Regions from separate parts of the Mus musculus genome. Here regions 1 and 3 are each linked to region 2. Evidence: chromatin loops called from intact Hi-C (ENCODE). Cell type or tissue: left cerebral cortex. All regions are shown on one strand.

Region 1 (8,000 bases), 170 kb before region 2:
CTTGTTCGGTTTGGGACCTGCTTGGGATCCATTAGTCTGTCTTCCTTTTTTCTCCCTCTTGGATTGGAAGGGTTTACCCTGTCCTGTCACACTGTCACATTTAGGGAGTAGATAACTTGTTTGTTTTCACATGTTCAGAGCTGGAGTGTAGTCTGGCTCAGAATGAATCCCACCTTGGGGTTTCCTAGAGCCAATTTAGATGAGACTCTAGGCTTTGGATTTCTGAGCTGGTGCTGAGTGAGTTGCAGGTTGGTGGCTTTTGGGATGGACCGAATGCATTCTGTTTGTGAAAAGGGTTTGGAAGGTCACACAATGCTGTCGTCTTAAGATGCCTTCCAAAGTCTTCTGTCGAATTTAATCAACAACAGGATAGTATTAAGAGGTGGAGTCTTGAGGTGCTGTGTAGCCATTTTATCCTAGTTGAAACAATCCCTTCACAAGACTCAGGAAGTGTATGAAACTTATCAGTCTCAGAAAACTAAAACTTAGAAAATTCACTAGCCCCTTCTCTTAAGGTTTTGAGAACTTCATTTTTCTAAGTACCTAGGCCCTAAGCAGAGTGGGAACACATCCATCCCCTTGCTACCAGGGGTTACACATTAACCAAGGCCCACTCCCCAACACAGAGGGTGTGACCCTTGTCAGACAGGCACAAAGCATAGATCACAGATTAACTAAGTCAGCTTTCTTGCGATGCTGGGATGCAGGGCTTTCCCTGCCCTCAAAAGCCTTTAAGATTAGACCCTTGTTTTGTGTGCTAGGAGTGAAAATGACTACTTCTGTACCACTAGCTGCAGTGTTAATAAATCTGTTGTCTGGAGGATGGTTTGACTTAGCACCCCCACTTTCCTGCCCCCTCGGTCCCTCTGTCCATCTCTCCTTTCCATCCCTCAGATAGGTTATATAAGCAAGCAGTGAACAGTTGCTGAGAAAAGAGACTCTCCTCCCAGCTGAGCTGCCTGCAGTAGACTTTCTGACTGGCTGCGCTGCCTGCAATTTGGGGAAGGAGCGCCAGAGCTGCAGGTTTCCTGAGTCATCACCCATACTGGGGCAGGTTTTTTCAGTAATGCAGCTGCCGGAGTCAGCTATGCTTCCTGTGAGTAATCGCAATAAACTCACCGGTTCCCTAAGCTTGCCTTGTAGGGAACCCTCCCTTGGTATGTCTTAGTGCCCCATCTCAGGCAGTAGATGCGTGTAGATGTTTGTTTGGGTGACCCACCTGGAATCCCAGCCATCCAGGATATGGAGACAGGATCCTGGCCAAACTAGGAGAATCATTGAGCCCCGATTCAGTGAGAGGCCCTTCCTCAGCAAGCAGAATGGAGGGTGCTTGAAAAGGACACCTGACACTTCTGGCCTCCACAAATGCGCTTGTGCAGTGCACCCCCACCCCCACCCCACACATATACCATCCGTACACACAATTTTATATGCTTATGCAGCATTTGTCATTAGGATATTTAATTTTGGAAAATTTTAACATCTAACAAATTTCTTGTTTACGCTCAACATCCGTAGCAGGTGGAGAGAGAAGGTAAATAAATAAATACGAGCAGCTGTAGGCTGGGGTCGGGCCACACTCAGACAGACAAGCTTGTTTTCAGCCCTGGAGCTGCAGGGGATGGGCTGAATCTTGGCTCCCCCTGAACAATCTAGTGAGTCGCTGAGAAGCGAGGTGATTTTCACAGGGGCTTCAGTGCTTCAGGCAATATCTTATTTGTCCTTTCTTTTGGCTCTTAGAAACAATACAATAACTGGACCTTCATCTTAGGGAAGATGAAGACATTTTAATCTATCCTAAGCACATGACCCACTCAATGGGTCTCCACACTAGCAGGAGACTACCCCTGTCTTGTAAGCCTCAGTTCTCACAACAACTTGGAACTGAGGACTTAACATATTCATTCAGAGCAGAGGTTCTCAACCTGTGGGTGGTGACTTCCTTGGAGTCTTGAATGGCCCTTTCACAGGGGTCATCGCCTAAGATCATTGGAAAGCACAGATAATTCGTAGCAAAACTGCACTTATGAAGCAGCAGTGAAAATGGTTTTATGGTTGGAGGTCAGCACAACATGAGGGACAGGAGTAAAGGGTCGCAGCTTCAGGAAGGCTGAGAACCACCAATTCAGAGTCCAAACTCTGCTCTGGGCCTTCTCTTCTCCACACTAAGCTGGGCTGAATAACACTATACTTTAAGTAACAACCAGTTCAAAACAGAGCAAGACCTTTACCTGGCAACACTATCAGTGCTCGGTGAAGATAGGACAAACGTGTCAGCTCCCGTGGGAATTACTTACTGGAAAATAGGAAGCAAAGGAAGATAGGAAGGAGAGGATAAGGAAAGAGGGGCAGGAAGAAGATAGCAATGAATAAATTCTACTTCAGACCATGAGGTATGAAAATGTGTGGCCAGAGACAGAGTGACAGAACCAAGTCAACTATTTTACATTCCCAAGAGTCTGGTTCATGTGTATTCATCCCGGTTCCTTGTCTCTGTCCTTCCCATCCTCAAACCCAAACTTCTCCCTCTCAGGTACGCTCTGCAGTGCTGACTTTACAGACAAAACCTCAGCAGTCTAAACAGGGCTGGGTTGCAGCTGAATATAGGCAAAGGAGATAAATAATGGATAATGGACTTGGCAGGCCACGGCGTAGCGGCCGTGGCAGAGTCTGTGGGAGTCCAGATGTGCGTTGGCAGATGTCAAGAGATACTGGATTTAAGAGAAGGCAAATAAAATCTGTCCTTCCAGAGTACCGGGATTAGGAGACTACACCCCACTGTCATCTCAGGACATCAAAAATGATCCATGTGATCCAAACATTTGTAATCACAGTTTGCTGTGAGGCAGAGTCTCTCTCATGGAGTCTGACAGGCATCATCTCTGCCTGGGCTTGCCAGCTCCAGTCTCATGTCACATTGTACCTGTCAGGCCTTCAACTCTGAAGGGACTGACTTTAGGAAGTACAGTGGTGTCAGCAAGTGATTGATATGTTGGTACACTGCATGTCTTCCTTTCCTCATAGAAACACTGAATAAAACCCCAGTGAGGACACTAGAGGCAGGCTGAGAAGCTACACCCATTCTGCCCCAGTCACCATAAAACCGAGAAGGGATTCTTCCACCAAAGAGGTGGTAGCTTGGCAGTTAGTCACATCCTGCTGGTACATCTGCCCCTCTATGTGGTGCAGTGCTAAGCAATTGGGAAGGATTCTTCCCATAAAGGCTCTGCAACATGGAAACAAGAAGGCAGCCCATGCACTCGGTGTCCTAGTTTATCTGGAGGCTGTCCAAGAGCCTGGTTGAGGTCACATCCGCCTCCAAGTGCCTTGTGCATTGCAAGACCCGCCAGAACCTAGCCACTGAAAACAAAGGTGAGTCTCAGATCAGAGCTGCAGTTCTCCAGACCAACACCAGAGGGAGCAAAAGAACAGAAAAGCTTTGAGAAATCCTTGCACCTTCACAGCTCACTGAAAGTCTTCTGGTACATCAAACTAAAGACTGGAACACACCGCTGCTTTCCAAATGTCCAAATACAGGCCGAAAATGTATAAGACATGCATAGTTATAGGAAAATACAGCTAAATCAAAAGAGTTTTTAAATTTTCTCTAGAAACCGATTCCACAAAAATATTTATGAATTGCCCGATAAAAAAAGTAAAACATTGCCGAGCGCGTGTGGCGCACACCTTTAATCCCACCACTTGGGAGGCAGAGGCAGGCAGATTTCTGAGTTCGAAGCCAGCCTGGTCTACAGAGTGAGTTCCAGGACAGCCAGGGCTACACAGAGAAACCCTGTCTCGAAAAAACAAAAAAGTAAAACATCGTGTCATAAAGATGTATAATGAACTAAAATATTGTGATCCAAGTTCTCTGATGGCGAGTCAGGTAGACTTCAAGTTCAAGACCAGCCTGGGCTTTGTGATGAATTCAAGACCTGCCTGAGTTTCATGGCAATACACTGTCTAACAAACAAACTAACAAAAACAAAAGAGCCAAAAGAGAAAAAAAAAATCAAATGAATGAAAAATTTAAATTATACATAAGTAAAATGAAAGTAACAACCAAGAGATGTAAACTATCAAAAGGGAAGTTGTATAGTTACTCCAGAAATACTGGGAAAATGGAAGGACAGACCATCCAAAGTGGTCAGGTTACTGGAGCACAAAGAAAAAATGAAGGGCTGGAGGGTGGGATCTCTAATCCCAGCATTCAGGAGGCAGAGGCAGGTGGATCTCTGTGAATTTAAGGTCAGCCTGGTCTACAGCGTGCGTTTCAGAACAGCCAGGGCTAAACAGAGAAACTCAGTCTTGAAAACCCAAAACAGAAGAGGAGGAGGAAACAGCCCAGTAAGCAAGGTGTGTGTGATGGTGCACACCACTAGCCCCAGCTTCTCAGGGAGGGAGCAGAGACCGTAACACTGTGGGAATCACCTGCCTCGCACAGAGAAGGCCCTGGCTCCATCTCTAGCACTGCAAGAGAGATGGGATGGGAAAGGTGATTATTGTATATAGGTTACTAAGGACAAAAGAGAATGCTATGGTAATAAGTGTACAGTGTATGTATTATGTATATGTTTGTATTATGTATACATAATTCAAGATGTAATTTGAGACATCAGTAACATGGGAAGAAGATAGAGTTATACGAGTGTAGTCTAAAATGCAGCTGAAGCTACGCTGTTGTCAACGGAAGGCTGAGTGCTATTAGTTTGTTTTATGCAATAATAAGAACAAAAAGAAAATATCTATAAAATGTAAACAAAAGGAAAGGAGAAAGTCAAAACATGTCACCTGCAGAAACACTCATTTAGAACACATGTAGGTTCTAGAACGCGAGTGTACCTCCTCTTTTTCTGCTTCCTGTGAGTGGCCCTTCCACCATGCTCCTCCTGCTATGCATGCTGTCTGACATAGACCAGAGCCAGGGGATGAAGGACCACAGACTGAGAGCCCTGAAACTGAGAGCCAAAGAACTCCTGCCTTCCATTGTTTGTGTCACTCTACCATAAATGCCACCGAAATGAAGAAGCATTTAATGCTATCCACAATGACACAGCAACAAAATAGATAACTAGAGAAACTGGCCAATCCCTGGAACCATGCACTGTATTAACGCTAAATCTCCAATCAATAAGAACATAAGAGACCAATAATGAGAAAGAAGTGATCAAGACCAGGTGGCTTCACTAAAGAACCCCAATGTGCAGTTAAAGAATGAGCAGTCTTCTGAAAATTAGGGGAAACTTTAGATCATTCTACCGCGTTAGCATTACCCTAAGACCTTAGCAGAAGACCACACCCAATACTGTGGATGAAGAATCATGCCAAATTTCCCAACAAAACGGTAGCACTCTGCATCCCACAGCATCACAACCAAATGGGATTTAATCATGGAATAGGAACAGTTCAACCTATCAAAATCAAAGCCAATCTAGAACCTGGTATGATTGCTCCTGGTTTTAATCCCAGCGTTGGGGAAGTAGAGGCTGGAGCCATGTGAGTTCCAGGCTAACCTAGGTCACAGTGACATATGGACCACAAAATGGAATTGTGAGCCAAATAAATTCTTTCTTGAATTACTTTTGTTGAGGCACAGTGGTGGTCTGAGTGAAAATGCCCCCACCCCACTACCCAACCTTCACAGGTTCATAGGGGGTGGAGCTATAAGGAGGTGTGGCCTTGTTGAAATAGATGTGGCCTTATTGGAAGAAGTGTGTCACTGGTGGGCTTTGAGGTTTCAAATGTTCAAGCTAGACCCAGTGTCTCTCTCTTCCTAATGCCTGCGGATCTGGACATAGAACTCTCTGCTTCTTATCCAACACCATGTCCAGCTGCGTGCCATCGTGTTTCTCGTCATGATGATAATGGACCAAACCTCTAAACCTGTAAGCCAGACCCAATTAAATGCTTTCCTTTACAAGGGTTGTGTGGTCATGATGTCCCTTTACAGCAATAAAACCCTAACTAAGGCAGGCACTGTGTCATAGAACAGGAGAAGAAACCAAGACACCGAAGAACCCATAGTGAGGCCATTCCCCAATGGCGAGTGGAAGGGAAACACAGATCTGCTGCTCATGATGGGGGTGGGGTGTGTAAGCTTGGGGCAGGATCTCCTCCAGCAGAGCCTTGGGATAATGTCAGGCCCAGTCAGAAGGCAACCTGTAACCCCTTACAAGGACCTTAGGGCTGGGGATGTAGTTCAGTGGCGAACACCTGTGCAGCATATGTGAGATCTCCCACATTGCTAAACACACACAGAATGCAAAATAGTTTAGCCAGAACCATCTAAATAAAAAAACTCCTACAGAAGCTGTGGGGTTGCTTCAAAGTCATGATAGTCTACTTTGGGGGCAATTCTATTGTATGTAAAGCTCTAGCCTTTTAGTACTCTGTAGGGAAAAGAAATAAGTGTGTGTGTGTGTGTGTGTGTGTGTTTCAAAAAAAGCTACAAAATGTTAAAGATGCTCCTGGGAGCTATTAACCATGCTGTCAGAGTTTCACATATTGTTGTAAAAAATGAAAAGACAAAAAAAAAAAAACCAAAAAACAAACAAACAAACAAAAAAACCCCAAAACCCTACACACACTGAACTGACAGGCAAACAACAGATTAGGCCTAACAGAGGATTTGAGAATAAAAAGTTCCAATTAGTGCTACACTAGTCTGATATTCACCATTACAGATTAACTCCACCTGATCCTGCAGCACAAGTCATTAGAAGTCCCCTGGAAGTCACAAAACCTTAAAATAGTTTTTTTTTTTTTTAAATTTTGCTTTATTTATTTATTTATTTTTGTAGGAATCATCTTTTATTGGGGGAGGGTTCATCAATTCTTTTTTTTTTAATTTATTTATTTATTATATGTAAGTATACTGTAGCTGTCTTAGACACTCCAGAAGAGGCATCCAATTTCGTTACGGATGGTTGTGAGCCACCATATGGTTGCTGGGATTTGAACTCAGGACCTTTGGAAGAGCAGTCGGTGCTCTTAACCCCTGAGCCATCTCACCAGCCCCTAAAATAGTTTTTATAGCAGGGCCATTACGTGGGAAAATCTAACTCTAGAGTCCACTTGAGCGGGATTGAAGTAAGGAGACTGAATGTAGGCATTGGCTACAGAACCCAGAGTTGCCTTCTCATGGAGACTGGTGGGAGAAAGAATATAGCTGGAGGGAAAGAGAGAGAGAAAATCCACAAAATTTTCAGAGTGGCTGAGGCATGGATCCAAGGAGGAGGGAGTGGCCAATCTTAACTGTAGTAGAAATGGAATGTAAATCCCTGGGCCCAAGCAGGGAGGACAGGGGAAAATTAGTCAATCTCTCTCATCCCTATCATCCAAGATCACATTGGTGCCTCCCCTTTGCTAAGCCCTCCATCAACCAAGAGGGAAATGGAGCTGGTGGAGCAGGGGTCAGTATGGGCACTGGAGGGTGGGGAGTGACACAGCCTTTTGTGATGGCCAGTACTGATTGTTAACTTAACAGGGTCTAGGATCACCTAGGAGACAAACCTCTGGGCGTGCCTACGACGAGTAGAAACTCCTCTCTATATTGGGTTAACTGAGATTGGGAAGGCCTACCCTAACAGTGGGCAGCACCCTAACAGTGGGCGGCACCATTCCATGGGGCAGGGTCCTGCATTAAAAAGAAGGGGAGATTATCACCAGCTTCATCCCTCTCTGCTTCCTGACTGAGGATACAATGTGAACAGCCATCTTATCCTCCTGCCGCTGAGCCTTCCTTGCCATGTTGGATGCTAGCCTCAAACTGTGAGCCAAAAGAAACTCTTTCTTCCTCTCTCAAGTTGCCCTCTTCAGGCATTTTGCCACAGCAACAGGACAAGTGTCTGATACAGCTCTGGAGCCTGCTCCAAGTGCAAGGGATCCTACCACATCCAGGACAGTCGGTGAACCTGCATTTTTGCACTGGAAGTGACGACTCAAACTGACTTACATGCCCATTGGTTTGCTTTCCTAAGAAGCCCATGGGTGTATATGGC
Region 2 (8,000 bases):
AGGGGGGAGGTTAGAGGAAGGCCAATAAGGGAACAAGGGATTGCATTCGAATTCTAATTGATGCTTATTGGCAAGTTAAATCCCTGTATCCTAGATCCCTCCTGTGAAAAGAATAATACGATTTCTCCGGCCTCCTAGACTAAGGGACAGGATGTATGGTTTATACTTAGTGCAGAATCCAGCACCTAATTATCACCATTGATCCTAAAATTCAGTTTACTAAGTGACTGTCACCTTCCCCCTAGGTCTTTTTGGGGACATCTTACTTTAATTGGCAAATACCCATTGTACATAGTGATGGGCTTCGTGGGCTTTGGCTTCTGTTTTCAAGGATACCATGTACCTTTGACCATATCTGTCACCCCACCCTCTCTTTACTCTTCCCTCCCCTCTTGTCTTTCCCAATCGTCCTTCTGCCTTCAAGTCCTGTGTGTGTGTGTGTGTGTGTGTGTGCTCGCAGTCACACGTGGAAGTCAGAGGATAATTTTATGAAGTCCGCTCTCTTTGTTCACCTTCATGCAGGTTCCAGGAATCGAACTCAGTTCATGAATTTGCATAGCTGATGCCTTTACCTACTGAGCCATCTCACCAGCCCTGAAAATGACCTGGTTCTGTGTATGGTTAAATTGGACTCTGCTGTGTGCATATCCCACACTTTGTTTATCTGTCCCCCTTTTGGTGGACATGACAATTGATTGGTAATTGACTGTGACGAATAATGCTACAACAGACAGGATGTACAAGCTGCTTGCATTAGCAGCTCTGCTCTCCGTTCTGTGAGAAGCTTCCATGCTGATTACCATAGGGGGCTGGGCCAATTTACATTCCCACCAGCACTGTGTGCTGGGAGAACGTTTTTTTTGTTTATTTATTTGTTTGTTTGTTTGTTTGGTTGGTTGTTTTTTCCGAGACCAGGTTTCTCTGTGCAGTCCTGGCTGTCCTGGAACTCACTCTGTAGACCAGGCTGGCCTCGAACTCAGAAATCCACCTGCCTCTGCCTCCCAAGTGCTGGGATTAAAGGCGTGTGCCACCACGCCCAGCTGGGAGAATGTTTTTGAATGAGCATCTTGATGCTTAAATCCCTCAAGCCGACATTGACCATCCATTACACAGCCCACAACACTCCCCCTGTGCCCTCACGTGAGGGAAGGAGTTCCTAGCTCTGAATTCAGAAATGACTTGTCCTGAGTGTGACTTAAAGCACATGTTTTGAGAGAGAGTACAGCAGGGTTATGGGACAGAAGTTTGGGGTCATGCAGGCCCAGGCTCAGACTCTTGGCTGAACAGGAATGAGTCCTGTGAGGCACCTCCCCCACTTTTGTTCACTGGCAGGTGTATAAAATAGGATTTCTGTATTAGCGGCTTTCAACCTTCCTAATGCTGCAACCTTAATAGTTCCTCATGCTGTGCTGACCCCAACCATAAAATTAATTGTTTTTGTTGCTACTTTTAACTGCAATTTTGCTACCGTTGTGAATCATAATGTAAGTATTTGTGTTTTCCTATGGTCTTAGGTGACTCCTGTGAAAGGGCTGACCCTCTAAAGGGTTGAGAACAGCTCCTGTAGACAAAGCAGGGGTCTCGGGACAGTGCTCAGAGATCTCATTGAGGTTGATAGTGTGTTCTGTTTTGTCTGCTGAGAATTAATGCTCTTTGAATCTCCAACTGGTAACAAATCTCCCTTCTTTTCTTCTCCTTTCTCTTCCCCAAAAACCTTTGTCTAGGAAAGGGAAAGATTGGCTAAGTGGTTAAAAGCACTGACTGTTCTTCCAGAGATCCTGAGTTCAATTCCCAGGATCCATGTGCTGGTTCACAACCCTCTGTAATGGGATCTGATGCCCTCTTCTGTTGTGTCTGAAGACAGCAACAGTGTAGGGGCATACATAAAATAAATAAATCTTTAAAGAAAAAAAAGAAAAGAAAGGGAACTGATTGCAAGAGTGGGCTCACTTGCCGCTTCTCCCGCCCAGAACCCCTTCTTACCAACGATCAGAGCCTTTATCAGGGAGTGGTCATCAAACCGAATGCATGCTCTGTCCAGATTCATGACGGAGCCAGCCCCTGGGATAGCTCTCTATGAAATGAAATACTTGGTTTGGTAGAACTTCATGTAGGCCCTTCAGTTAAATAGATTCAATCCAATGGAGGGAGGACCCAGTGCAGAAGACACCCCATAATTAATCAGAATGAAGATGTAATGCCTGGAGAAATAATCACAAAATTTAAAAAAAAAATGATAGTGAACTGCAGCTGCCTTCTGATTGCGAATGACATCTAGAGAAGGGGGTTGGAAGCGACCGTTTTCCTCGGCCTGCCTTATTTAGTAGTTTCTACGTTGAAATGTGCAGCTTTTCTAAGTAGAAAAGCAAGTTGGACTCTGAAACACACAGACCTCCATGATCTCATTCCATGTGGACTCAGTTCCGTTCGTGAAACAGCATGGAGAGTCAGGGAGAGGCTGGTCAGAGCACGTCCGGTTTCTGTCACAAAAGAGCGGGCAATCTACTATAAAGCCGGGTGAATATTACTTAATAACAATACACTGTATACTTGAAATGGCTGACTGTGTTATGTTCTCACCAGTGGCAAGTGTGTGTGTGGCAGAATACACATGTGCTAATCCGATTTACCCCGTCCTCAAATTCTACAAAGCGCAGCGTATGTTGCTCATCCTAAGTATAGACGTTTTTGTCAATTGAATATTTAAAAGAGATGGGGGCTGACGAGGGAGCTCAGAGGTTAAGGCGGCTGCTAATCTGCTGTTAAAGAAAACCAGTCGGGGTCCCAGAACCTACACCGGAAGACTCATAGACTCGCGACTGCCTGTAACTCCGGCTCTTACGCCCTCTTCTGGACATGGCAGGCACTGCACTCTTGTATATATCATATCCCTTACATAATCTTAAACACTAATAAAATTTAAAGATGTTGGGCATAGTGGCACACGCCTTTAACCTCTTCACTCACAAGGCAGAGGCAGCTGGATCTCTGAGCTTAAGGCCAGCCAGGTCTACATAGAAGTTCTAGGACAGGAAGGGTTGCACATAGAAACCCAAATAAATAAATGTTTGCTTGCCTTCCTTCCTTCCTTCCTTCCTTCCTTCCTTCCTTCCTTCCTTCCCTCTTTGAAAAGAGAGACTATCACCAAAAGGAATAATATATTATTAATTATTATAAACCACTTAAAAGACATGGCAATGTGCACAATATGATCACTAAAGACTAGTGAAGAAATACTGTGTAAGACCACATGTGTAGTAACAAAACCTTAGATTTCTGAATTAACTTTTAAAATTTTACAAATTTTCCATATAGCTAAAATAACCATGTAACACTTGTATACGTAGAATAAAGCGCCACAAAATCACTTTTAGTGTTGTCTGTATATACTGAAAGAAAGCATTGTCAGCTCGAGAAGAGGTGGAGAAAGAAAAACAGCCCAGTTAAGAATGACACTAATAATATTAAATCAGCAATAAATAACACTATGGCAGTAATATAAAATCGTGGGCAAAAGCCACTACTGACTGCAGGCTCACTGGGTGTCATGTACGTCTTCACAATCTTTTTATTTGTTTTTTTTTAACTGATCAGTCAGTCTCACAGGAGAACAAATGGCCCTGGAACTTTTCTTTTAAAATTTTATTCATTTATTACATGTATGTAATTGAGTAGCCTGTAGCTGTCTTCAGACACACCAGAAGAGGGCACCGGATCCTATTACAGATGGTTGTGAGCCACCATGTGGTTGCTGGGATTTGAACTCACGACCTCTGGAAGAGCACTCAGTGCTCTTAACCGCTGAGCCATCTCTCCATTCCAGCCCTTTACCTAAACCTCATGCCTCATAGAGGGAACAAACGCGCTTGGTTGTGTGCAGAGATGTGTGGGCTAATTTAACATGATGTATCATTGATCACTTGATACTGACAGAACTTCCTTGGAGTTTTCAGCTTTTCCTACCTTGATTCTAAATCATGATGTTTTGTAGGGTGTAGGGCAAGTTTTAAACATCAACTTACTGTTTGGTTATGAGATTTAGGGTTGCAACATTACTTTAAAGATTTTTTTTATTTGCTATTTAACAAACCAATACAATCTGATGAATCAGCAAGTCTCACACTTGTCTCTGTACGCATTTTAGGGTGGCCACAGCTGTTTCATAACGGACCTGGCACAGCAAGACCATGATAGCCACAGCAGTGGACAACAGCGCCGCCGTGTGGCGTTACAGGATATGGCACCTCTCTGGGGTTTTTGTTTTCTGGTTTTACAATTTGAAGTTCTACCAGTAACCTTGGCAGTCACTAGGTGGCACCCTTTCGGTTTGTTAGAAATCAAGTTCTAGACAGGCAATAAACACTGTCGGAGCTTGAACCAAAACTTCACCTTTATGGCAACTGCTCCCAGATTTTCAGCTTAACTCGGGTATGCCTGGAGGGACCTTTAGAGCAACTTCTGAGGCCTGGACTTGCCTGGACTTGCCCAGTTCTTGGAAACAGAGATTTAAGCCTCTTCTCCTGAACTGCCGATTTGAAGCCTGTCATGGAATTAGCCGAGTCTTCCCAGTTTTGTTTCTATTTATTATATGTGTGCTGGCACCCATGTGGAGGTCAGGGGACATCCTGCAAGAGTCAGCTCTCTCCACTGTGTGGGTTCCAGGGACCCAGTGCAAGTCCTCTGGCTTGGTGGCGACTGCCTGTCATGCTGGGTCCAGGTCTCTCATTTTTTATGGTACTCATTCATTCACTTACCAGATATTTATACACATGAATACAGTGGATACAAAAGCACTTGTTTTTAACAATAGCGAATAAAAGGGTCACATGCGCGCGCGCACACACATACACCACAAACAATTCATAAAACTCATCAGAGGAGAGCCTACAATGTTCCAAAGGGAGACATACAAGTGTTAGAGAGAGTATGTGAAAAGCAGCAAAAATGTGGGGATGGAAAACATAACATATTACCTTTCAGGGGGACCATAAAAGTCCTCTTGACAAAGCAACGTTAATACAGACCCCAGAGAACTGAGCATGTCAGATAGGTAGTTGATTATGTAGGTCTGGAGTTCAGGCAAGGACTGATGAATCATAACACTGCAGTCAGGGAAGACACTGGCTACCATGGGCACAATACTGATTAGAACATTTTCTGACTCAAATAATAAAAAACTTTGCATGTTAGTGTGTGCTTTTCCATCCTTCTCCCTAATGAAGTGATTTTAAATGTCTCTGCCTCTCTCGGCAGAAAGACTTAAAACTCATCTTAGTTACTTTTCTATTGCTCTGATAAGACACCAGGACCAAGGCAACTTCTAAAAGAAAGCATTTATGTGTGGCTCACAGTTTCAGAGGGTCAGAGTCCATGACCATCGTGGCAAGGGGTATGGCTGCTGGCAGGCATGGCACTGGAGCAGTCGCTGAGAGTTTACATCCACAGCATGTGGCAGAGAGAGAGAGAGAGAGAGAGAGAGAGAGAGAGAGAGAGAATGCCATCTGGGAATGGCCTGGGCTTTTAAGCCTCAAAGCATCAACCCCAGTGACACACCTGCTCCAAAAGGGCACACATCCTAGTCCTTCCCAAACAGTTTCACCAACTGAAGACCAAGTATTCAAATATATGAGTCTACGGGGACCGTTCTTATTTAAACTACCCAGACATGAATCTCCTAACACTGGCTGGCCTCTCAGGATGCTTTCTGTCACCTGGACATCTGGATAGATCCTGTGGCTTATGTTTCACTAAGGGTGGAGAGGTACGGACCTGAAGACCCTTGTTCCTTCTGCCTTTGCATTTTGTTGATGTCCAGGTCAGGCCCATAGCTTCCACTTGTGTAATGTCCTCTCTCCTAGTGTATTACCCAGGGTAGCACAGTGAACTCCAGCTTACTGAGGACCAGGCAGCAGTTACATCCCCTCAGTTAGTCTGAAAAGACAAAGCCACTCTCCTCTCAGCCCCCACTAGTCTAATAACAACCAGCATTCTAGCAGTGTCTTCAGTTCAGAAAACCCCTTCATAAATAGGTGCTACTCAGAAGCTTGGGCTCTGGGACCCAGTTGCTGGAATTGACCTGCTTTTCTAGGTCTTGTTTATATGCTTTAGAAGCATACGTGGGGCCATGGGGAACCCACCCTGACTCATGCTTTTCCCACGTAGAATGTGCAGTAGTTTTAATTCCACCCCCACTCCCACCGATTCAGATGTTAAGACTTACCCCTCTGAGTGACACGCTAGCTGGCATTTGGAGACGAAGGGTAGGTTAGTTCACTCAGACATCGATGGGCCACCAAGGGAGAGGCTTTGCTGTAAAGACCAGCCCGCCCTCTCTGACACATTGACTGTCTTCCCCATGTGATGTCCTTGGGACACTGCACAGTCTCCACAAGTCAGAAAGTCACCAATGTGGCTCACTTACCATGAGTTGCTCAGTCTTCAGAAGCTCGAGCTGACTCGGCCTTCATTCTTTACAAATTACTCAGCTTATAGTGTTTGGTTACAGCAGCAAAAACAAGTTTGCAAGTGAGCACCCTTTGAGAGTGCTCATTCTGTCTTAAGCTGAGCTTTATCAAATATCACCTACTTTATCTGCTATTACCTACTGCCTTTGTCTTGGTGAAAAAAAAATTGCTGGAGTTGGTGAGGAATGATAGAAAAATTCACCTTCTGGAGGGCACCCAGTCGGTGTGTCAGGCCGGTACCAAACATGTCACATACTTTTCTGATCACCAAAACTCTATGTAGGAAGTACTTTTATTAACTCCAATTAAAAGTGGGACACAGAGTGTGATGGTTTGTATATGATTGGCCCAGGGAGTGGCACTATTTGGAGGTGTGGCCTTGTTGGAGTGGGTGTTGATGTGTTAAAATAGCTGCTCATGTCTCTACACAGCACACTGGGCCCAAACCGTTTCACATGTGAGAGGTTTATTGGGAGGGGTGGGGGTGGGGGAAAGTGGTGGCAGAAAAGAAAGAGAAGGGGGAAAGAGAGGGGGGAGGGGCGTTCCCCTTATTTATATGGAAAATGATGTAACACAGGTAAAGGTAGTAGGTGAGCCAAGTGGATTCTGGGACTACGGTGCCTGTTGGCAACAGGTCTGCAGGTCACGCTGTCGCCTATGTGATGTCATAGGTTTGGGAGGTCCTGATGCCAACAGGTGTGGCCTTGTTGGAGTGGGTGTGTCACTATGGTCGTGGGCTTTTTAATACCCTTGTCCTAGATGCCTGGATGTGAGTCTTGTCCTGGCAGCCTTCAGATGAAGATGTAGAACTCTCAGCTCTGCCTGCACCATGCCTGCCTGATGCTGCCATGCTTCCTACCATGATGATAATGGACTGAGCCTCTGAACCTGTAAGCCAGCCCCAATTAAATGTTGTCCTTATAAGACTTGCCTTGGTCATGGCATCTGTTCACAGCAGTCAAACCCTGACTAAGACACAGAGCAGTTCAGGAAAAGGAGTGGTATGAACAGGATCAGAACGGGAACTCAGCAACCTCTGACCCGTCCTAGGGTTTCGACAAAAGCAGCTTGACCTGCCATAGCTGAGCTCTGTGAAAATCACCGTGTACTCCAGAGGCCCCTTTCAGAACGTCACACGAATGGGAGGGACTGAATTGCTCTGCAGCCTTTTAACCCAAACCCAGCCAGACTAGAAGCCAACTGTGGTGTCACACCTTCCGACCAGCCTTAATCCCAGAACCCACCCTTCCCTGCCCCCCAAACCTACAGGACAGCACACCCCGGACCCAGCCCTCCCCTCCCACCTTAGGGTCCTCAGCAACTAAATTCTGCCAGTGTGGGGACAAGCTGGGCCACCTGTCAGATCTGACCCACCTCATGCTCCCTGACTAGTGATCGTACCTGCCCCTAACACCCTGTACCCACTCTTAGGAGGCAGACCAGAGTATGTGTTTTATTTGCCTTCAGGTTTCAAGGCCCAAATCTTCCAAGCCAGGATGGAACAAGAAAAATGTCACTTAAAGGGGACAGTTTACT
Region 3 (8,000 bases), 52 kb before region 2:
TCTGAGAGGAAAGTGTAACACAGCCATTCTGTGACGACAACTACAGAGGCTGACTCTTCCTACAACAGCAGTGCCTCCTTATCCTTGTACAGTACGTCAAGACCAACAGGGAATGTTTGAAACCATGGATTCCTCTGAACTCTGCGTGTATTATGTGTCTTCCTCTAAAATACCTCCACCATAAAATTGAATCTATGTTAGGCGCTACAAGAGATTAATATATAGTATATTCATATGTATAGTACAATGATAATAATAATAACAACAACAATATATTGCACTAAAGTCACCAGCATTACTACTCTTGTCCTTTGGAATATTTATTAAATAAAATAAGGGTTACCTAAACACAAAGTTGCCTTATCACAATAGCAGATGAGAAACCCAAGATCAATACTATGTGGCTTGGGTAATGTGCCAGTGTGAGGAGAATGACTGTCCCTAGGAAGGACAGAGCAAGACAGTCTCACGATACTTAGAACAGCATGCCATTTAAAGCATGACTCTGTTCACGTCTTCAATGTTTCATTTAATATTTTCAGACTGTGGTTGACAGTGGTTAAGTCAAGCCACAGAAAGCAAAACTATACCTGGGGAAGGGGGTTGACTCTAACTACTTATTGACAAGATCCAATCTTCATTTTTCCTACTGGCTTGTGTAATTTATAAATTGCATTATGACTGTAAAGAACGGTGGCCGGGAGTTGGTGACTGAGCAATCTTGACAAAAGCCAGCCACGGTGGAGGTCCTCCGTGGAAGAGTAGCAGTAATGGAATGATATCAACGGTCAATGGTTCTCCCAGAGGGACCCCCAGAGATCCACCCACTGTCAGCCTCCCCACTCTGCCACCCCAGTCACTACGGGCCGTCAGTGACCTCCCAACAGCTCAGGATCACTGTGCTCCAAAGGAGACTAATCTCTCTTAATTAGATTCAGAAATTATTTTTAAACCATTTGTGTAGGGGACAACAAAGGCATTGAGGAAAAGGGCTTAGAATCCAGTGGCCCAGGCTCAGTCCTACTTCCCCCTTCCTAGCTCCAAGAAGGTGGACGCCCTTGGCCCTCAGCTGTGAGAGAAGAACAATCAATCACACTGCCCCCCCCCAAACCTCTCCCCCGCCGCCCCCCCCCCCCCCCCCCGCTGTCATACCAACAGGACAAAAAGGCTTTCTTACACTTTTCAAGTGGAAACAAAAAAATGAAACAATTATCATATTGCTATTTACTCATTCATTTAACTCTTTCAGTCAGGGTTTCACACTATAGCCCAAGCTAGTCTTGAAATCACTTTATAGCCCTGATCTCAAACTTGCAACCCTCCTCCCTCAGCCTTCTGAGGGCTGAGAGTACATGCATGTGCCACCATGCCTGGCTATCACACACTATTAACTCCCCAAGACTATATGTCCATCTCTCAGGTCCCCAGATTTGGCTCTGTCCAGACATCGCAGGGCATAAAACTGTATATAATTGGTTTCATCTGTGTGGACACTGATTGCTAGGGTCATACCACAGAAACAGGGAGGGCCACTGGGGGAATGACTACCAAACTCAAAAGCAGACTCCAGCAAGCCAAGAGATGCTGGCATCGCCAGATGATCTGAGCTTAGAACGCTTTCCACAAAATCATGAAAATGTCAGTTTCAGGTTCCTATCCTGTGGTGTGGACCATCAAGCAGACCCCAAGAAGGTACTGGTGTCAGTGGTTGGTACCCTGAGTCCAGACGCTCCAGTGAAGCATCCCTGCCAAGACAAGGCCTGCCGTCCCCTCCTCTCTACCTTTTCTTTGGCCCTGAGTTGGTCAAACATCTCCTGAATCTCATGTTTCCAGTCGTCCTGCAGGCAGTGGAAGGAGTCCTTGGGCATCTCAAAGAAACCGGACTCCTCTATAGTCGTTAGCTGGTCCAGGATACTCGTGAAAGATGGGCGCGAGTGGGGGTCGGGATTCCAGCAGTCTGAATTGAAAATAAGAAGAGGAAGAGTGGGGTAGGCAGAGGCAAACGGAAGCTTCATTTCGTACTGAATACCCTCCTCATCAGAAAAAAAGCCTCAATTTCTCCTAGAAAATAGAGCCCTGAATTTAGGGAACCCCCGCAGGAAAGCATACCATCCACCATGATAACATGAAAAGGGGAAACCAGAAGTCAGACACACTGCCCTGTACACCCTTGAGCATGCATAAGAACAAAATTTCCTATGCTTGCCACTGCTACCAGCTTACGACGTATGTACGTACGGTTCAAGTGGACCATGGGTGACTGTGCCCCAAATTCCTACATGAACACAAGCTACCATCCCCACACCTCAATGGGAGAAGACAAAGAGGAGAGCATCAGGGAGAGGCAGGAGGAGTGAGCCTACCAGTTACCACCACACAGTAGGCCCTTTCCTTCATCACTTTGCCTAGCTTTGCATTTCTCACAAAATCATGTTTTCGACTCGGTGATGTTAGAGTCCCTTTCTCCCCAAACAACCTTCAGTCCTACACACAAGACACTCAGGTCTGGGAAGAACTGCCACTGTAGCTTATTTTGTAATACATAAGACAATTCTGGAATGTGAGATAGCAGGTTTCAGTTACTAATTTCTATAGTCACTGCAAAAAGGAACCTGCTTTAGCAGGGTGTGGCCACTGTCTACCAACAGCTCTCTCAACTCTTCCCCCGGTGGCTAATACTCATCTCCTCTTCCTGCAGCTGATCTCACGTCTTCCAAGTGCTGGGTAAAGGTTAACAGCCACCAGCTTTCCTCGGCCCAGGAGTTACTTACCTTCCATGAGTTTGGCAAAAGGCTCTGGACATGTAGAGGGGATAGGAAGGGCGAGTTTGTTCATGGCCACACCGTAAGCCACTGCTAAGCCATCAATGCCCCGGAAGGGCACCTCGCCAGTCAACAGCTCCCAAAGCAGTACACCGTAGCTGGAGAGAGAAAGAGGACAGAAAGTCTGTAAGAAATAACAGACACTTCCTCACCAAAGTAGCTACTAAGGTTTTTCCAGACATCCCACAATCCCTACAAACTATAGAAAAACGAGTGAAATAGACACATTGATATAAAGGGAAGCCGCAACGCCTACTAGGCAAAAGCAAGGCTCTGGAGCCAGGCACATCTGGTGTCACGCCTGCCCCATCATGCCTTGCATATGAATCCATGGGCAAATCGCTACATTGCTCTGAGCCTCTAATCCCTCCTCTGTAGAGAGCAACACCGTTAGTCTCAGAAGTTGTCATGAAATCCAATGAGTCTTTAGGAGAGAAAATAAGCACTCAGTGGCCACAGCACCTTTATTGTTTTAAAACAAGGCCTCACTCTGTAGCTTAGCCTTGGCCTGAACCTCCTAATCCCCCTGTCTTCGCCTCCCCAGAGCTAGGATTCCAGGCACGCACCACCATGACTGACTGCTACTGTGAATGAGATAAACATGTAGAAGAGACTCTCCGAAATAGAATCTATTTCTAGACTACTTTTGTCACAGATACATTTTTTTTTTTGGCTTTAGAAAAATCAGTGAGCACCACTCAACATGGATTTCACTCCTGCAAAAGATTTAAGTGTCTGCTAGGTTAAATAAATGTCTGACTCTAGATGGCACAAGTGGGACTTTCACAGAGGCCTCTGTCTAGCTCTGTGGGGGAAGTTCCACAGGGCAGACTACGTCAGCAGAGAAGAACAGCACACAAGCTCTGAGAACTTCTGTGTCCCTACCTACCAGGTTCATAAAAACAATTCTTCATGTCCTCCGAGACAGGGAACATGAAGCACAAAGCCTAATGAAGAATTAGTCTATGGGTCTGCAATCAAAACCAGGAACGACCACACAGCACTCTGTCCTTCCAGGAATAAGTTAGGCCAAGAAAACACAAGCTCCAATCATCCAGAAGGAAGAGGGTCTTGCCACAAAGACCTCAAACTTATTGTAACACCCTCAGCAGTGTCCAGCTACAAGGGCCTTATCACCACACCCAGACCCTTTCAGGATACTTTGAATGTGCAGGGAGTACAGCACTTTCCATCATCCCGAATCCACACGAGGATGCAGGCAAGTGTGAGCAAGTCTTGGCAAGTACAGGAAGTGAAGACTTGGATGGGTTTGGTGGTCTATATAAACCCCAAGCTCCAGACACTGGAAAACAGGGTAAAGGACAGATCTTCCACACAGAAATTAGTGAGAGACACAGAAAAGACAAGACTAGGCTACAGAATGAGCCACGACAGACGTATTAGAGCACAAAGAACCCTAAGCAGACCAGAGTGGGAAAGCCAGTGGTCTTTGAGTTAATTCCTGACCACTATGGGAAAGAGGAATTGGAGCTCAGAGCCTAAGGGCCAGCACACACAGACGAGTGAGCAGCCTGCTCTCAAGTACACTCCTAATCGCCCTGCACGCCTGCAAACAATGCACCAGCCTATGTGCCAGGGCACTGGGCGTGGGGGCCTACAGATGGCCCCTGGGGGTAATCCAGCCATCCTGGCTTTACTCTCTTAAGGCATCTAGATGCCGTCACTTTCTTTATGAATCGTGAGAGGGCACGCCAGCTTTAGGACTTGTTTTATCTCTCTAGGAGCTAGAAATTAGCTGGTAGCTGGTGAGAACACTGATAGCTGGTAACCCTGCCAGGGCCTCCTGAGCCTTGACTGCCATGCACTGTGGTTGCTGGATTCTGAAGAGGGGGAATCAGAGTAATATGGCTTTTAATCCTCACATTCTCAGGGCTTCTTGCTCAGGTTAATAGGTGTCCAGAGACGGATGACTGCAGCGCTCACCTTTCATCAAAGAATCTTGTTTTTGCAACAGATGGAGACTATTACAGAGATCTGGTCAAAATGCAGAGTAGCAACTGTGGAAGGTCCAGCCCCACGTGCATCCCATACAGCCCTGCACCTAAGACTTAGAGGGAACTGTGAAGAAGGAGACAGAAACGTTTTAAGTCAAAGGATGAGGAACCCCTATTAGACAGTGTGTTCTAGACACGGCTGGGAAGCCACCCCTGTGAAGTCCCAACAAGACGGTTGCCTAAACAAGACGTGCACAATGACACCAGTTGCTGTGCCTAAGTAGACGAGGACCTTCTGGGCCCCACTCCTGGACGAAGAGCTGCAGCCAGTGTCTGCCGAAGGAGGGAAAACTGGTTTTCTTCAGCTCTGAGTCCCCAGGTCGGTTCTCCAGTCCCAGTGGTCAGTCCTAAGCACGTGTACGTATTAGCAACGCTAATGAACGCAGTAGGCAGTGTGTATAAGACAGTAATCATTTTAAAGGAGGTCATAAATTTGAGAGGGAGTGGGAGGGGCTTGGGGGGGAGGGGTGTGGGGGGGAGAGGGGTGGAAAGGATGTAACTACAGCACTCATGCCTGAAACTCACAGGAAAAAGGCACGTGAGTGGTTGGCCACTGTGGGAGTGAGTGCACGCGCAGTCAGATGCTCCCATAGGCTACACTGAGCGTGCTCCCGTCATCCCTGAACACTGCCAAGAATTACACTACTAGATTGAGGATGTGGGTCCGTGGTAAAGCATCTGCCTAGCATATGCAGGCTGTGGCTTTGGCTTCCACGCCCAGCAGGGAAAGTGTGGATGAAGGAGGAACAGGACAGGCTGGGAAATAAAGAGAAACTGTACTTCTACCAGACCTTGATTGTGACCTACCTAGACAGCAGTCACACTTGGAAGTTTTTACCAAGCAACTCAAAGAGCCCTCGGCACCCCTAGCCAGACTCCTGGGTTAGAGCCGCTCCCATCCTCAGTCAACTGCCTTCTGTACAATGCCCATTTCTATACGGGTAACAAAACCTAGTGGTCCCACAGACCCTGTCCTCCATCTAGGCAATGATGATCTCAGCCCTAAGTAGTGCTCTGTTTCTGTCCTGGCATCCCTTCTCTAATGGTTTCCCACTAGGCCCATGAAGATGTCTCAGGCCACCTGCAAGAGGGAGGAGTCAGGGCTCTAGCTTCAGAGCATCAGTGAGGGAAGCTGGGCCACACGGGACTTGCTGGTCCATCTGTGATCACTCCACCTGAGGCTTAAGAGTTGAGGAGGAGGAAGAAGAAGAGGAGGAAGAGGAGAAAGGAGAGGAAGAGGAGGACCGAGGCCTGTGCATGGCACACGGTAAAGGTTCAATAATTGGCACTTAGTGTTGTAAAGGAATAACAGACCAGCTTAGGGCCAGCCTTCTGCAAGCCCCTAGTCAGGTGTCTGCCCTCTCTGGAAGCCCTGCTGGGTCTGAGCTGTGGTGAGCCAATCCTTCGAAAAGAGGCTCCCCAAAGCACAGGAGCAAAGCTGTCTGTGGGTTCCCAGTGTAGAAGTGTTGTACTAATAGTCATGAATGGGTATTTCCCTCCAGGAAAGATGAGAGATCTTCTGGAACCAAAGTATGCTTTAATGGAGCTGGGTGAACCCCATATAAAGGAGTTAGTAAGCCACGTCTTTAAGAAACTCTCACAGCAAGGAGCTAAGAATGCTGGGACAGGCAGGCACAGTACGTTTCCAAGCAGTCACCAACCAACTAGGGACAAGGGGCTTACATCCTAGGAACAATTTTATTATTTAAAAGGATTTATAATTAATCTGTTTAACTACAGGGGGAGGCGCAGGGCAGCATCGGACCCAGTTAGAGTTCCTGGCAGTTGTAAGTTGCCCAGTGTTGATGCTGCAAACTAAAGTTGGGTCCTCCACAAAAGCAATATGTACTCTTAGTCACTGAGCGTCTCTCTCCAGCCTCCCAGGGAACAATCGAAGCTAGAGAGTCACTAACTGTGCTGGACAGTTTTGTGTCAACTTGACACAAGCTAGAGTCATTTGAGAGGAGGGAGCCTGAACTGACACAATGCCTCCATGAGATCCAGCCGTAAGTAAGCTGTAGGACATTTCTTAATTAGTGACTGACAGGGGGGCCCAGCCCATCGTGGGTAGTGCCATCCTTGAGTGGGTGGTCCTGGGTTCTTTAAGAAAGCAGACTGAGCAAGCCAGGCCAGGAAGCAGCACCCCCCCCCCCATGTCCTCTGCATCAGCTCCTGCCTCCAGGTTCCTGCCCTGTTTGAGTTCCTGTCCTGACTTCCTTCAGTGATGAACAGTGATGTGGGAATTTAAGCCAAATAAACCCTTTCCTCCCCAAGTTGCTTTGGTCATGGTATGTCATCAGCAATAGTGACCCTCACTAAGACACTGGTAGACTCTAACAATAAGCTCTCCCTGTTAGGGAACTGAGAGATTTCATCAGCTGCCTCTCACTACAGCTCCTACAAATAGTTTTTAATAGCTGTGATTTTAAAACAAAACACTAACCTTACACTTGTAATAGGGTATTCAGTAACAGGGTAAAAGTTGAAAGAGTTTTGTCTATTCCCCCACTGAAGAAAAGCCCCTGCAGTGCCCTAAATTAGGTGTTCACATCCCTTCCTACTAAGAACAGGCATGGAAGCTGGTAAGGTCTGGACACATCCTATCACCGCAGAAGCAAAGAACAGAACCTGAGAGAAGCGAGACAGGACAGTAAACATGCCATCCTCTGAGGAGAGGTAAAGGAACCAAGAGCTCCCAATGGCTGTGACTGAGGGGTGCGGCAGGGGTATCTCTTCCAATCACTTTCTCCGAGAGAATTTTAGTTGGACACACAGTAGCTAAAGTCACATTTGGTGTCTCTTCAGGGCCAAGTGGACAATAAGCAAGTGGACAGAGGAGCTGTGTAAACGTGCAGACTGTCTCCAAAGCCAAGGCCAGCGTGTGGGCTTGAAGAGGCCTGGTCTCCTTTCCTGCAGACTGTAATGCAGAACTCACCGCAGCTCACGTTAAAGCACTGGGACAAGGACAGGGAGGGACCTTGAAGAACCTGAGTCTCATGGGCAAAGCCATCCTGCCAGCTTGGGCTGCCTCGACTACTCCTTGAAGCAGAAATACAGTTCTTTTGGTAAGTGTCCCCATCAATTGGCCTCCTTGTGATACCAGGTGAATTAATACATCAAACAAGGCCTAATTGGCATTAGCCTCACTAGTGTGTGGTACAAC

What was found. A loop is a pair of places that touch in the nucleus more often than their neighbours do. Peaks named below come from ENCODE experiments on the same cell type or tissue, not always from the same donor. Only the 100,000 strongest peaks of a DNase experiment are listed, where the experiment ranks them.
Region 1: it touches region 2 in a loop (11-fold over the local background); 38 of 42 quality-filtered maps call a loop at or near these places.
Region 3: a loop joins it to region 2, with 6 times the contacts of the local background. A loop is called at or near these places in 8 of 42 quality-filtered maps.

What each region holds. Positions count from the first base shown.
Region 1 is chr12:81,616,141-81,624,140 of GRCm38, forward strand. No RefSeq gene overlaps it. Among named protein-coding and RNA genes, the nearest start is that of Ttc9, 11 kb to the right of the region's middle. In left cerebral cortex, a CTCF peak has its summit at 3,407 (motif pointing right); DNase peaks (open chromatin) are centred at 1,015 and 3,403; H3K27ac peaks cover 1,262 bases.
Region 2 is chr12:81,784,622-81,792,621 of GRCm38, forward strand. Gm46366 (a long non-coding RNA gene) reads right to left here and starts at 6,469. Exons shown (of 3, transcript XR_001780649.2): 1 at 6,221-6,469. Gm30706 (a long non-coding RNA gene) reads right to left here. Exons shown (of 7, transcript XR_001780652.1): 7 at 7,809-8,000. In left cerebral cortex, CTCF peaks have their summits at 2,840 (motif pointing left) and 4,259; a DNase peak (open chromatin) is centred at 4,237.
Region 3 is chr12:81,732,299-81,740,298 of GRCm38, forward strand. It overlaps Map3k9 (mitogen-activated protein kinase kinase kinase 9), which reads right to left. Exons shown (of 11, transcript NM_001174107.1): 4 at 2,772-2,920; 5 at 1,782-1,957. Among named protein-coding and RNA genes, the nearest start is that of Map3k9, 45 kb to the right of the region's middle. In left cerebral cortex, a CTCF peak has its summit at 3,591 (motif pointing right); DNase peaks (open chromatin) are centred at 3,143 and 3,523; H3K27ac peaks cover 1,076 bases.